Linked DNA regions of Homo sapiens: region 2 is linked to region 1. The links are chromatin loops, found by intact Hi-C in ENCODE. Cell type or tissue: endothelial cell of umbilical vein. All regions are shown on one strand.

Region 1 (8,000 bases):
AGACTGGGTAATTTATAAAGGAAAGAGGTTTAACTGACTCACAGTTCCGCATGGCTGGGAAGGCCTCAGGAAACAAAATCATGGCGGAAGGTGAAGGGAAAGAAAGGCACCTTCTTCACAGGGCGGCTGGAAGGAGAAGTGCTGAGCAAAGGGGGAAAAGCTCCTTATAAAACCATCAGATCTCATGAAAATTCACTCACTATCACGAGAACAGGATGGGGGTTACCAACCCCATGATTCAATTATCTCCCACCAGGTCCCTCCTACGACATGTGGGGATTATGGGAACTACAATTCAAAGATAAGATTTGGGTGGGGACACAGCCAAACCATATCAGGCAGGATACAAAATAAAACTTTTTTTAAAGTAATGGTGGTAGACAGCTCTATTAAATTAAAATAGATTACAGGCTGGGCACAGTGGCTCAAGCCTGTAATCCCAGCACTTTGGGAGGCCAAGATGGGCAGATCACTTGAGGCCAGGAGTTCCAGACCAGCCTGGACAACATGGTGAAACCTCATTGCTACTAAAAACACAAAAATTAGCCAGGCGTGGCGGAACACGCTTCTAGTCCCAGCTACTCAGGAGGCTGAGGCAGGAGAATTCCTTGAACCCGGGAGGCAGGGGTTGCAGTGAGCTGAGATCATGCCACTGCACTCCAGCTTGGGCAACAGAGCGAGACTCCATCTCAATAATAATAATAATAATAATAATAATAAAATAGGTTACAGATAAAACTCATATAGCATTGGGTAAATTTTTTTAAAATATTAATGGTAGCATAAGAATGGAGGCCCCACAAATATATTCATTCTAAGATAACTATTTAATATATGTCAAATCACAGGAGATACAAAAATGCAGAAAAGAATCACCAATAAAAGTTACTAGGAAAATTAACATCAGTATAGAAGAAAATTAACCTAGATCTACAACTTATACGAAACATGGTAATAAAGTCCAAATAGATCCAAGAAATAAGCAATTACAAAACTAAAAAGAGCAGACTCATATATTCAGCCCACTTTTAAAAGGGAATGTCAACATTCAAGTTCAACTTAAGAAATTTTTTTTTTTTTTTGAGATGGAGTGTCACTCTGTCGCCCAGGCTGGAGTACAGTGGCGTGATCTCTGCTCACTGCAAACTCCACCTCCCGGGTTCACACCATTCTCCTGCCTCAGCCTCCCGAGTAGCTGGGACTACAGGCGCCCGCCACCATGCCTGGCTAATTTTTTGTATTTTTAGTAGAGACAGGGTTTCACCGTGTTAGCCAGGATGGTCTCAATCTCCTGACCTTGTGATCGATCCACCTGCCTCGGCTTCCCAAAGTGCTAGGAAAGAATTTTTTAAAAAACCATTTAGTTTCCAATGTGAGAAAATATTAAAATCAAACCATCACATCCTCACAACCCCCTTAAGTAGGCATATTAAAACAATCTCAAGGCACAGGTACATGCCTCATAAACCAGCAAAAACTGTTAAAATTGCACAGCCTGAAGCCACAGAGAAAACCCGTATATCCTCTCCTACAATATAAATCGGCTCAGCCTTTCTAGAGAGCAAAAAAACAGTGACCCTTTGGCACAGTATTTCCCCTCTGGGTACAGGCCCGAGAGAAGAATTAAAAAAAAAAACTAATTTGTGCAAAAATATTCACACATGCAGTATCTATAATAAAATAATGTAGCAATGGCCCCAAATAGAGGAGTTAAGAAACTGTGACATATAAGCACAAGAAAATACTGCAACATTATTTAAAAAGACAAAGTTATGAATTGTGTGTAATGAGTCTTGCTTGGTCTACAGTGGTGCTTCTCCAACTATTGTCACGATGGATGAGGTTGTTTTTGTTTTTTGTTTTGTGTTGTTTTCATTTGTTAAGGAAAGACACATGTTCCCACTGCACATGACTAGTTCAAAGCTCCAGCCAGATATGGTCTTACTCACCACACACCTTAAGTTCCACAAAACCCAAACTGGTCTATGTCCTGGGCAAACAGATCCACTGGTCACACACTTGGCTGTGGCTGCAATGTCAAGTTGCTATACAAATCTCAAAACAGGCCGGGCGCAGTGGCTCACACCTGTAATCCCAACACTTTGGGAGGCTGAGGCGGGTGAATCACCTGAGGTCAGGAGTTCGAGACCAGCCTGGCCAACATGGAGAAACCCCGCCTCTACTAAAAATACAAAATTAGCCGGGCGTAGTGGCACATGCCTGTAATCCCAGCTACTCAGGAAGGCTGAGGCAGGAGAATCGTTTGAACCCGAAAGGCGGAGGTTGCGGTGAGCCAAGATCGCGCCATTGCACTCCAGCCTGGGCAACAAGAGCGAAACTCCGTCTCAAGAAAAAAACGAAAGAAAGAAATCTCGAAACACTACTCTTAGTGTTGTACTCATCTCTCAGCCCAGTCAGCTGACACACTTTAGGTAGCACTTGTCTAGGGCTAGGTGAACTCGGCCCAAGTCTAAGAGTGTCTCACCCGCCAGGAAAGCATTATCTAAAAGACTTTCAGGACACAAGGTCAGGCCTGCAGCCTTCACAGCAGCCCCATCAATGCCTCCTCACTGCAGGCGCTTCCCAAACGCCACACTCTGCCAGTCTCTGCCCAGGAACTACTCCCACATCTCCCTGCTCAGCCCCTCTTCTGACAGTCCTTGACCCTAAATCTGCTTTCATTTCACAATCAGTGTCATGCTCATTGAAATCTATCGCTATGAGAAACCCAGGCTTCCTTGAGTTTGCCGCCAGTACCTTTAGAAGCTGAAATACACATTTGCTCCTTGAAGGCAGGAAAATTGTATCATTTATTGCTGAATCCTAAAAATAGTACCTGGTACAGGGCAGGGGGGGCAGGAAAACTGTGTCATATTCACCACTGAATCCCAAAAACAGTACCTGCTACAGGGCAGGATTGAACAAACTTTTGTAGGATGAATGATAGTTTTTGTCTCCACTATTTGTTATTGGGTCTCTCTCTCTCAAACTATTCCTCAGTGCCCTTCTGATCTGAATTTAAAATGCATCATAATACAGCTTCCACTTAAAGTCTCTGGCACGACTAAACAATGGGAATTCTCAAAATAAAACTCATGGCCACGCATAGAAAAACAGCCTGAGGCACCAGCAGAAATTCTAGCTTTTCAGGTTTGTTTGGCTGAAGTCACTCTTAGCAGCCTGGACACTTGAACCCTACTGCCCCAGCTCTCCCACCTGCTGTAACCAAGCCAGTCTCACATGGTTCTTCAGGAAAGTGGCTGCCTTCTCTGCACCACCGTCCCACCTTGGATCCTACCTGCCTCCGGTGCTCAGAGGACACCCAGCCCAGAATGACCAATGTGCAGTTCTGTGCACAATCCTAAGCTAAATAGGATTCTAATGATCATTTTTATGATGCACTAACCAGAAATTTGACCAAGATGCAAGACTTTGACATCCAAAATCAGAAGAAAGTCAAGAAATACTGCACAGGGCTCTATAATGATTTCCCTTGACAACTTCTCCAGCCCCATAATCAAACGGTAAGAAAGGAGCAGCACTGGCCGGGTTCAGAGGCTCACGCCTGTAATCCCATCACTTTGGGAGGCAGGTCAGGAGATCAAGCCCATCCTGGCCAACATGGTGAAACCCCATCTCTACTAAAATACCAAGAAATTAGCCGGGAATAGTGGTACACACCTGTAGTCCCAGCTAACAAAAAAATTAGCCGCGCATGGTGGTACACACCTGTAGTCCCAGCTATTCAGTAGGCTGAGGCAGGGGAATTGCTTGAACCCGGCAGGCAGAGATTGCAGTGAGCCAAGATCGCGCCATTGCACTCCAGACTGGCAACAGAGCGACACACTGTCTCAAAAAAAAAAAAAGAAAAAAAAAGAAAAAGAAAGGAGCAGCATTAGAAGCCCCATGTATTGTTAAAATCCTGTCTTCAATGCATTTCAATATACATACAGTATATACTTAGCCATTCATTTGCTACTTTGTATTGTATCCCTCTATGTACTATTCAGAAATAACATCAAAGACAAAGTCACTGATTTTATATTGCCTGCCGTTTAAAAGAATGTTAAAACGGTGGCAAATATAAAGGTCAAGATTGCAACATGTTTCAGAGTAGCAAGTGAATAGTCATTTTAAATAAAAATACACTACTTTGTCAATCGGTAGGTGTTCAGAGAACTTTGTTTATGATGATGTTTTCTTGGCAACCAGCCTTCCCACTGGAAGACAGGAAGGGAGCATGAGCTTATGTGAGCAACGCGCTCAGGAAACAGTCGCTGCGTAACACTTGTTTTTATAACTACAGAACAGTGTCTCCTGTGGAAAACAAGCGGTCATTGCTGCAAAGAGAAACATGATGTAGGTAGATGGAGTCACAACAAATCCACGCCAGGACAAATCACATACTAACACCGCGGGAAGACGGTGACTCACACACCCTTGGAAAAGGAAGGCCAAGAAGACCAGAACACCGTATTTTCTAGAACATCGACTCAAAAAAGAGCGGACAGGAAAAAAAAATTAACCAAATGAGCTGCTTGTAATTATAAAAAGAAGTAACCCAAATGGCCAAGAACAGATTTGCCAAATAATTTATGGTACCTCCATGAAATGTAACACTCTTCAGCTATTTAAAATTGACTTGTGGATGAGTATTTACTGATAGAAAAATAAGTACATAGTATTTTTGGGCTAAGAAAGCAGGTAACAAAACACTGTGTATGATGTTATAATATACATGACATGCACACTCTTCCTGGCGTATGTTGTTATCTCAGCATGGGGAGACAATGTGGGAATTTTTTTTCTTCCTGTTTTCTTCTGGTATTTTTAAATTTCTCTTCAGGAACATAGATTCATTTTTTAATTAAAATATAAATAAAAGTTTTTTAACTGAATGTATTTAGATATGCTCCCTTTTCTCAAACCTGGCTTCCCAACCACACAGCTTTATGGGGGCTGTATATTCCCACTACTCAAAGTAAAGCATGGTGGCAATAACTTGAGATTTTAATTTTTTATCTTTGAGAGAGTCTCACTCTGTTGCCCAGAAATGCAGTGGAGCCATCTCTGCCTCCCGGGTTCAAGGGTTTCTCCTGCCTCAGCCTCCCAAGTAGCTGGGATTACTGGTGCCCACCACCACACCTGGTTAATTTTTGTATTTTTAGTAGAGACGGGGTTTCGACATGTTGTCCAGACTGGTCTCGAACTCCAGATCTCAAGTGATCCACCCATCTTGGCCTCCGAAAGTGCTGGGATTGGCCGGACATGGTGGTTCACACCTGTAATCCCAGCACTTTGTGAGGCCGAGACAGACGGATCACCTGAGGTCAGGAGTTCGAGCCAGCTTGGCCAACATGGTAAAACCCCGTCTCTACCAAAAATACAAAAATTAGCCAGGCATGGTGGCACACACCTGTAATCCCAGCTACTCGGGAGGCTGAGGCAGAAGAATCGCTAGAACCCAGGAGGCAGAGGTTGCAGTGAGCGGAGATCATGCCACTGCACTCCAGCCTAGGTGACAGAGCGAGAATCTGTCTCAAAAAAAATAAAAAAATAAAAAAATTGCTGGATTACAGGCATGAGCCACTGCGCCCGGCCAATAATTTGATATTAATAAGAGAATATCTTGAGATTTGTAGCTGAGGAAATTCAGGAACAAGTAAAATAGAGGTGATACGGCGTGTAACCTCAGGGAGGCAAATGAGACTGTGATTACAACTGGGAAAAATGAAACTAATCGGGAACACTGTACTCTAGTTGGCTCCCACTCATGTTTACAAAAGGGGATGCTCAATGTGGAGAATGGAAAAGAAGCCGTGAGAGTGAGGCCGTGATGTCTTCTCTAGAGGCAAAAGAAGGCCATGGGGGTGAGCGGCAGAAGGAATGTGTTCAGTCCCTCAATGCAAGACATCAGAGACCCAGCAAGGGTGGTGCCCTAATGACATTTAAGTCCTAGTAAAGAGAGACAGGCAACACGCAAGAAAGAGACATCGAAGATAATTTCCAGCAGTGATAAGAGGAGCCTGAGGATTGGGGTCTTTATACAGATGGGGGACAGGGTTGTCTCTAGGAGGCTGAGACTTCAAAGATGATGAGCAGTCAGGCAAGCAAAGAAGGAAGAGTACCCTCTCCAGATGCAAAAGCATGTGCAAAGGTCCCCACTCCAGAAAAGGCTTGGCTACTGCTTTGAGGGTAGGAAGCCAGCAGGGTCCTGGAGAAGCATGAGAAAAAGGTGGCGACAGTACAGGAGGAGAGGGCTGCAAAGGTCAGCTCAAGGAAGCCTGGCACGCCAGGGGAGAGCTGGGTGCACACTGGGCAGAAGCAAAGCCACTGGAGGCTTCTAAAGTGAGAAGTGCCATGATCTCATCTACATTTTTCAAAGATCACTCTGGCTACTGTGGAAGAATTATGGAGGGGGGGGTCAAGAAAATATACATTTGAGAGGCTATAGTCTAGACCCACACTGTCTAATATGGTAGCCACCAGCCACATGTGCATATTTAAATTTAAATTAAGTTAAATTAAAAATTCAGTTCCTCTACCGCACTGGCCACATTTCAAGTGCTCAACAGCCAAAGATGGCTAGTGGCTACCTTACTGGACAGCTGAGACACAAAACAATTCCATCATCTCAGAAAGTTCTTTTAGACAGCCTCTGTCTAAACAAGGCCAGATGGTGGCTTAGCCTGGGGAAGATGGCAGGAGGAGGAGGGAAGGGGGCTGACAGCAGAGACAGGGAAACGGGCAGTGTCAGGATATTATTTTTTTTATTTATTTATTTAATTTTTTTTTTTTGAGACGGAGTCTTGCTCTTTTGCCCAGGCTGGAGTCCAGTGGCGCAATCTCAGCTCACTGCACCTCTGCCTCCTGAGTTCAAGAGATTCTCGTGCCTCAGCATCCCAAGTAGCTGGGACCACAGGCGTGTGCCGCCATGCTGGCTAATTTTTGTATTTTTAGTAGAGATGGAGTTTCACCATGTTGGCTAGGCTGGTCTCAAACTCCTGACCTCAGGTGATCTGCTTGCCTTGGCCTCCCAAAGTGCTGGGATTAGAGGCGTGAGCCACCGCGCCCAGCCAGGATATAATTTTAGGATAGAGCGCACTAGCCCAGGAGGTGGATTAGATGTAGAGGCATGTGGAAAAGGGTGGAAGTGAGGACAACTCCTAATGGTTCTGATTCATTACTGAGTCCATAAGAGCACCCTCCTGTCTCTGCCCAACTTTTGCTTTCATCAAGCCACCACCTACCTATTAATTCAACCTCTCAGGTACTTCCATGTCCGAATGAAAGACATGAGTGTTCCAATAACCAGAGCACAGATCTCCAGTATATTCTCGCTTCTAGAGCAAACCAGACAAGAGTTTTAAAATGCAAAAATTAAGCACCCATAAATAAGAAGCAAATGAGCAAATTAATCACCCATAGATAAGAAGCAGGTGAACAATAAGAAAGTAAAACAAGATTCCAGATCAAGGGCAGCAAGCACACAGAAGGGGGAAATATAATGGAGAAAAAGCACTATCAGAAGATAGGACTGGGCGCAGTGGCTCATGCCTGTAATCTCAGCACTTTGGGAGGCCAAGGCAGGAGACCTACTTAAGCCCAGGAGGTCAAGGTTGCAGTGAGCCAAGATCACACCACTGCACTCTAGCCTGGACAACAGAGTGAGACCTTGTCTCAAAAAACAAATAAACAGAGAAAGAAAGAAAATAGACTGGATAGCAGGGAATAACCAAACAGGTCACCAGTAAAACAGAATTACCAGCATACAATAGTTGCAAAATCCAAAATCTTGGTTTCAACAGCAGATCCATTGAAGTAAATGTGTTCACATAAACTAAGTAGGAAAGAACAAACGCATGTAATCCCAGGAGAGTATAGGCCTTACTGCTAAACACTGATAAAACATCTGTGGCCATGAAATGTTAAGAAAAAACCAGAAATATTAATCCAGCAGCAGGCATGGTGGTGCACACCTGTAGTCCCAGCTACTCAAA
Region 2 (8,000 bases), 59 kb after region 1:
TGTAATTGTCAATGTCCTATACAAACCTTATAATATTCCCAGTGTTCTGGGACATAGCCTTCTGGAATTTCTGCTAGTTCAGCTTGACCTAATAAGAAAAAATGGTTATGTTTAACTTTAGCATGAGGAGTTTATAAAATTAATTATTCACCATTAAAGTAAGAAACCAACTTCTTGTGGTTTTAAAGGATTCTTTAAAAAATTTGTACCAATGAAGATATGTAGTATTTTTAATTCACTTTAATCTGGTTGAAAATCAATTCATTTGTTAGACATTTTTAGACATCTCTCTGTGTAAGGCATTATTTATAGGTATTCCATGAGTTTCTCATTTTGTTTTTCTATACTGTAACAAGATATAATAAAAGACATATTATTCCTTCTGGTCTTCCCTATACCTATGATACAAAACATTTTAGGATTCAAGGTGTTAGAAGTACTTTGAACAAAATTTCCCACGAAAATCTAATGTTTACTGTCATTGACACTTTCAGTCTTTGTAAGAGGATTATAGTTTTTTTTTGGGGGGGGGACAGAGTCTCACTCTGTTGCCCGGGCTGGAGTGCGATGGCGCCATCTCAGCTCACTGCAACCTCCACCTCCTGGGTTCAAGCCATTCTCCTGCCTCAGCCTCCCGAGTAGCTGGGATTACAGGCGCCTGCCACCACGCCCAGCTAGTTTTTTGTATTTTTAGTAGAGACGGGGTTTCACTATGTCAGCCAGGCTGGTCTCGAACCCCTGACCTCATGATCTGCCCGCCTCGGCCTCCCAAAGTGCTGGGATTACAGGCGTGAGCCACTGTGCCTGGCCGAGGATTATAGTTTTATATGTTCTAGGATGGATTAAAAAATTCTTAGTTCAGATTGAGATTTGGTTATTTTAAGATAAACTGCCATGCTTATGCTTAATTATTTAAAGAGCTTTTCATTACAATATCCATAATTTCTTTTTTATATTAATGTACATATGTTTAAAAATTTTTCCAATCTGGTGGTGCTGGCAGGGGATGGAAGTGACTTACCAATGAATACATTCACCAGAGTTATGAAAATTGCTACTGGAATCCCAGTCAATGCAATGTAGAATCTCTAAGATAAAAAAAAAAGTGTTTCTCATGACCATTTCGTAACTCTCCCCACACACAAATCATCCTCATGATATGATTTCCTCATATTTCTTATAAAATAAACTTGCCAAATTGGGCATACAGTACCAAATTATTGATTTCTGTGATTTTACTTTTTGGTAAAGCAATGCCATGAAAGAAAATAATATGTTAAGAACAAAAGTCTAAAAGCATCAGGGTGATTTCTACCACTAAATAGGATTTGAGCTGGTCATAACAAGAAAAGTAAGGGCTCAACCAAGGAGATGAAAAAGGTCATTAAACACAACGGAAGGGCAAGAGAAAGTTTTAAGGTCAGTACTCAAATGATGATTCAGAGCTTTATCTACCGTGGCAGATGGTCCAGACAATCTCCCATTTTCTAAGCCTCTACTTTGTTCGTATAGAGCCTTGAGACAGAAATATAGTCAGCATTCTAAATAAGCAATGTAATTATATTATTGCTAAATTAAGATTGCACTATAGATCCCTGTTACTCTCTGAAATAAATGTTCCTGAACAACATATAAATATAAAATCATATCCCAAAATAATGTAGCTCCTTTATTTAAGCAAGTCTTTCAACAAGTTCTTTGGTAATTTAAAGAATATTTTAGTTATAGGAACACAGATTCTATTTCGAAACGCCATAATCTTCAGAAGAAAGGAATGGTTCAAGTTTTACCTCCATTTAGTGTAAATCCTTTTGTGAAGAAGGAAAGCTTCACTAATTTAAAGAGAAATTCAATAACAAATCAGACTTTACAGTCTCAGTATCTTCTACAGAAAGAAATATAAATTTACAAAATAAAATATTTCATAAAATGAAAGATGTTTTCTAAAGAGGCAAAAATTTTTTCCCTGTTACATGCAAAGACTTTAATTCAACAAAAAATTTAAACTTACCAATAACTTCAAAAAACGCCTGTCATAGAATCTAGAAGGTCTGATGACAAATAGTCTTTTCCCATGGTCTCCACTGTGTCGAACAGGAGCTGGGAATATTGAATTACCCTGTTTTATACAAGGTTCATATGGGTATACTGTTATATTCTGAGTTAAAATCAGATTATAAAAAAATACAAGGATCCTTTTGTAGCTCATAAGCAGGATGACTGGGTTTTCACACTCAGGTGTGAGATGTGCCTCCCTCAAACCTTGTTATGAGGTAGGCACATTACCCATCTGACATGAAACAAAAAGAAAATATACATTCTTAGATGTTTAATATGAGTTAAGATTTTAAAATGTCTTATTTGAGTAATAAGGCCAGGTCAGATAGGGTATCTTTAAACAAAGATGGATCTACTGTTCTAAAGCATAACTTTCCTCATTTTAATTCAAAGTTAAAGTATCTAAATAATCATTTTAATTTGTTTCAATAGCAGGCAGGGAGGTTAGGTACTTAATGAGCTGCTCATCTGTGTCTCCTCTGCAACAAATATTTGCTAATGCTGCAAAAGAAATACATTTAATTTAAATTATTCCATTATGCCATTTCACATGACACATTATCTGTATTATATGTATTATTATGCTGCAAAATAGATGGAAAGGACCAGCCGTATTTACTCAACAAATCACCAGCAGGAATTAGAACTTGTTATCAAACTACACACTCTAAAATATCTTGATAAAATCACGTGGTAAACCATTGCTGATTAAGAATATCCTCTTCAAGTCTCCCCCTGACAGAATTTAATCAAGCCTTGCTGGAAGTAAACTGAGGCAAAATTTCACTTCTGGATCCTCTTTTTATATTCTTCCTCTTGAAGGTCTGCAAGGATCACTAGAGGCATTCCAAGCCCTTTCCACTGGGAACAGGAAAGGATCTAGCTGTTACTTAGAAACTGAAGGTTCCTATCTTTTCACTGTGTAACTACTCTCAAGGATATTTTGCATGTGAGTCACTGTAGAATAAAAAACTTTAATTTCCCATTAAAGGAATTTCAGTCATAATAGATGTCAGAAAGATCTGAATCTTTTGTTCATGTTTAATGTCTGGAATGCTGTCCCCTCTCCTGAAATCTATGTTAGGCCCAGATAACATCTTATCTTCCAAGATGCCAACATTTTTCCCAACCACACGAGATCTTTCCTACTGTTGAATTACTGTACGTTATTGTGACATGTATATTTGTGTTTACTGCTGCCACTTTTAAGTATAAATATCTTGAAAGCAGGAACTATCTTCTTAATTTTGGTAACATCTGCAGCAGCTTGCAGTGAGTTTGGGAGGTTGATTCACAAGAGAATTAGAAACTGGCATGAATTTACTACATATAATTCATACTACTAAGGCTTTTTAAATAACAAGATTAAGAGAATTTGACAAAGTAAGTATGGACTTCAGCAAATCATCTGAAACATACATAATTTTTTTTGTGGACTAGATGAAGAAAACGGGTTGGATGACAGTACAAAGTACTCATTAATTCAATACATATTTAATTGCATACTATGTGCAGATCCTATGCTAGAACTATATACGGTCTAAGAGGGATATAGATCTTGCTGGGAGAAATACACACTACACAAGTAATTACAAATCTGTAAGGGTAACAAGGGAAAGAAATAGGATACAGTGGCCCAGAAGAAAAGTTCCTATTTAGACAAGATGGGGGGGTTGGGAAGAGGGGACATTATAAGCTGAGAGAAAGAGGAAGTTAGAGAAATTTGTAATGGGTACTTGATTGACTGTAAGCAAAAGGTACTGATTAATTACTGCAGTAACCTGGCAAAGAGATCTCTCAAAAGCCCTGCAGCATCAAGGTTTTTATGAATGGCTTAGATGAGGTGGATACAGCATTCCTGACTTGTCGAGTCTTAGAAACACAAAGCTACTGCTACAAGAGTGGCCATGGGGTCCCAAAAGAGTCTTTACACACATTACAAAAGGCTAAATCTAAAAGGATTCAACATAATAAGGTAAGTGGAAGTTCCGCCTGGAACTCCCAGAAATTTAGTTGCTCACAAAAAAGCCAAAGGCCAATTCAGTCTTAATCTGATACACTAGAAGCACAGGGTCAAAACAGGATGATCTTCCCTGTCGCTTATCCCCTGACTACACCTGCAGAAATGTGTCCATTCAAGAGCATACTCTTTTAGAGGGACAATCTATTTTCAGCTTAGTATTAGTTTGGTGCAAAAGTAACTGCAGTTTTTGCAACTGAAAGTAATTGCGGTTTTTGGCTGAGCGCGGCGGCTCACGCCTGTAATCCCAGCACTTTGGGAGGCCGAGGCGGGCGGCTCACGAGATCAGGAGATTGAGACCAACCTGGCTAACACGGTGAAACCCCGTCTCTACTAAAAATACAAAAAAATAGCCGGGTGTGGTGGCAGGCGCCTGTAGTCCCAGCTACTCGGGAGGCCGCAGGAGAATGGCGTAAGTAAACCCAGGAGGCGGAGCTTGCAGTGAGCCTAGATCGCGCCACTGCACTCCAACCTGGGCGAGAGTGAGACTCTGTCTCAAAAAAAAAAAAAAAAAAAAGGTTTAATGCACTTAGTAATGTGAACTGCTTGCTCTTTCTTTACACATATTACCCAATTATTAAACAATTAGTCATGTCATTAAAGGTCCTAGATAACTTATTAATATTGTTTCAAAGTATATTTCATAGCATGTAACTTTTTTTTTTTTTTTCCAGAGACAAGGTTTTTTGCTATGTTACTCAAGCTGGTCTCAAACTCCTGGGATCGAGAGATCCTCCCACCTTCAGCTTGCGGAGTAACTGGGATTACATCACGCACCACCACAACCAACTTGCCTTTAACTCTTTTTAAATGTTTTGAGCCTTCAGGATTGTTGATGTAGTAGGGCCATCTGCTTAAATCTAAAAATATTAGTGTGTAACCAGGAATGGTGGTGCATGCTTGTACTCCCAGCTACTCGGGAGGCTGAGGCGGGAGGATCACTTGAGCCCAGGAGTTTGAGGTCAGCCTGAGCAACATAGCTAGACCCTTCCCCCTCAAAAAAAAATTAAATTATTAGGGTGAATATTGCTTACAATGAGGTGACTACCAGGATTTCTGGAACCCTGAACCTCCTGACACCAAAAATAAGCATCTTTCACTGCTCTCTAAAGCCTGAAATTTCTCCATTAAGTATTTATTAATTTCATAGGCCCAAGGCTTCAATGACTAATTTTTAAAAATGCACGTAGCCTCAGAAAAGTTATTAAGCCTTTGATGATTGCGATTTTTATAAGAATTGAATAAGATAATGTGGGAATGTGGGAACTTTTTGTGTGTCAAAGACAACAACTGGGCCGGGCACAGTGGCTCACACCTGTAATCCCAGCACTTTGGGAGGCTGAGGCGGGCGGATCACCTGAGGTCAGGAGTTCGAGACCAGCCTGGCCAACATGGTGAAACCCTGTCTCTACTAAAAATACAAAAAATTAGCCAGGCCTGTGATCCCAGCTACTCGGGAGGCTGAGGCAAGAGAATCGCTTGAATCCAGGAGGCGGAGACTGTGGTGAACCAAGATCGCGCCACTACACTCCAGCCTGGGTGACAGAGCGAGACTCCGTCTCAAGAAAAAAAAAAAAAAGACAACAACTGAAAATTGGTCATTTTCTTTCCCTCATTCCCAGTAAAGGGCACCACCATCTCAATTACCTTGGATAAAAATCTCAATCATCTTCCTTGCATCTATCCTTCATTCATCATTTGCCAAGGCCTCTTGATTCTAAGAGTTAAATTCTCCATTTCATTCCATGCCTTCTTTACTTTACTGACCTAGGTAATCAACATCCCCTATAAGCCATCCAATATTCAGAAGCATCTTCCTATAACACACTCCTGATATTGCTCTTCTGCTACAACACTCTGTTGCCTACAAAATCAAATGAAGATACGTTGGCTTTGTAGTCAGTCCCTCCCCTCCCCCAATTTGGTCCCAACTTTCCTTTATTTGCCTTTTCTCCCAACGCCTACCTACCCCAAGAGTCACATATCCAATAAAAAAAACTCAACCTTTACTTTTCTGCCAGTTCCACCTATTAAAACTATCCCTATACTTCAGTTAAAATGCCCCATCTATTCCATGTCTGGATTAACTCCACAGCACTCTGTTTATACATCCATATTAATACTCTTCACATTTTTAAAAACCATAATTTATGCATATCAGTCTTCAATTATAAATTAAATTTACCTGCAGCTGAGGGGAGAACTTAGCTCATTTCTGGAATTACACCATCTTTGATGTTTAATAAATAATTTAATTAAACAGAATAGCTTTATCTGCTAATTTTCTGAGAAAGGTTTACAGAGGGTGATGAAGAACATGACAGCACTAGATCTTTAGGAAGGATGAGGCTATAGGAATTTGTAGAAGGCTAATGCCAGGACTTCAAAGGCACAGGCAAAAAAAGAAAAACTAGACAAACTGGACTTCATGAAAATTTTAAAATTTTGTGTCTGAAAGGACGCTATCAGCAGAGTAAAAAGGCAACCCACAGAATGGGAGAAAATATATGTAAATCATATATCTGATAAGGGATTGATTTCAGAACACACAGAAAACTCAACAACAACAACAACAAACCAAACAATCCAATTTAAAAATAGGCTGGGCATGGTGGCTCATTCCTGTAATCCCAGCACTTTGGGAGGCTGAGGTGGGGAATTTCTTGAGCCCAGGAGTTTGAAACTAGCCTGGTCAACATAGCAAGATCTCATCTCTACAAAAAACTTAAAAAATTAGCCGGGTGTGGTGGTGTGCACCCGTCATCCCAGCTACTCAGGAGGCTGAGGCGAGAGGATCACCTGAGTCTAGGAGGTTGAGGCTACAGTGAGCTATGATTGCGCCACTGCACTTCAGCCTGGGTGACAGAGCAAGATCCTGTCAAAAATAAATAAACAAATAAATAAAATAGGCAAATAGCCTGGCAGAGTGGCATGTACCTGTAGTCCCAGCTACTTGAGAGGCTGAAGCAGGATTGCTTGAGTCCAGGCGTTCAAGTTCAGCATGGGCAACATTAGGGAGACCTCATACTCAAGTTAAAAAATAATAATATAATAAATAATAAGCAAAGGATTTGAACAGACATTTCTCTAAAGAAGATATATACACAAATGGTCAAGAAGCACACAAAAAGATGCTCAACAAAACTAATTAGAGAAATGCAAATCAAAACTACAATGATATCATCACATACCCATCAGAATAGCTACAATCAAAAAACCAGAAAATAACAAGTGTCAGTGACAATATGGAGGAAGTGGAATCTTTGTACACTGTTGGTAAACAAAGGAATGTAAAATGGTATTGTTGCTATGGAAAATAGCATGAGGGTTCCTCAAAAAATTAAAAACAGAATTACCATATTGTGGAATCCTAGTAAGATACATAAGCAACAAGGAAGGGGCCCCAGGTGGAGGAAAGCAATTCTGCTGAGACACGGCTAATCACAGGCAACCCACAGGCACAACATCCTGTTCCCAAATACCTCGTTCAACACATAGCCCCAGTAGAGTGACCTTATCTGCACATCTTCTCTGCTCATAGCCCCTTCAGTATGACCCTATAAAACTTCCCTCCAGTCCCTGACTCTGCAGATAGCCCCTTCTCTGCTGTGCTGCCCATTGTTCTCTTGCAACTCTATCTTCGTATTTTCTCTAATAAATCTGTCCTCTGTATCTATGACTGTCTTGGTAAATTCTTTCACCACCCACAATGCCAGTCCCAGCCAGTAACACCCATGACACACATGACCCAGCAATTACACTTCTGCAGATATACCCATAAGAATTGAAAGCAGGGTCTCAGAAGAGGTATTTGTATATCCATGTTCACAGAAACATTATTCACAACACAAGTCATACTCAATGTCACTGATGAGTTCTTGGAAACTGTGACTTTAAGTGAAACCACATACAGCAGGTCCTT

What was found. Hi-C counts contacts between places; a loop is a spot of excess contacts. Peaks named below come from ENCODE experiments on the same cell type or tissue, not always from the same donor. Only the 100,000 strongest peaks of a DNase experiment are listed, where the experiment ranks them.
Region 2: it touches region 1 in a loop (9-fold over the local background); 2 of 110 quality-filtered maps call a loop at or near these places.

The regions. Positions count from the first base shown.
Region 1 is chr3:179,668,257-179,676,256 of GRCh38, reverse strand. The region is part of intron 1 of USP13 (ubiquitin specific peptidase 13); the gene reads right to left. Among named protein-coding and RNA genes, the nearest start is that of USP13, 19 kb to the right of the region's middle. In endothelial cell of umbilical vein, no CTCF peak of the experiment used is centred here; a DNase peak (open chromatin) is centred at 4,296; H3K27ac peaks cover 2,252 bases.
Region 2 is chr3:179,609,071-179,617,070 of GRCh38, reverse strand. NDUFB5 (NADH:ubiquinone oxidoreductase subunit B5) reads right to left here. Exons shown (of 6, transcript NM_002492.4): 2 at 2,012-2,100; 3 at 1,022-1,088; 4 at 27-88. It overlaps LOC124906348 (small nucleolar RNA U13), which reads left to right and starts at 2,193; the gene lies at 2,193-2,296. In endothelial cell of umbilical vein, no CTCF peak of the experiment used is centred here; DNase peaks (open chromatin) are centred at 1,430 and 3,020; H3K27ac peaks cover 3,193 bases.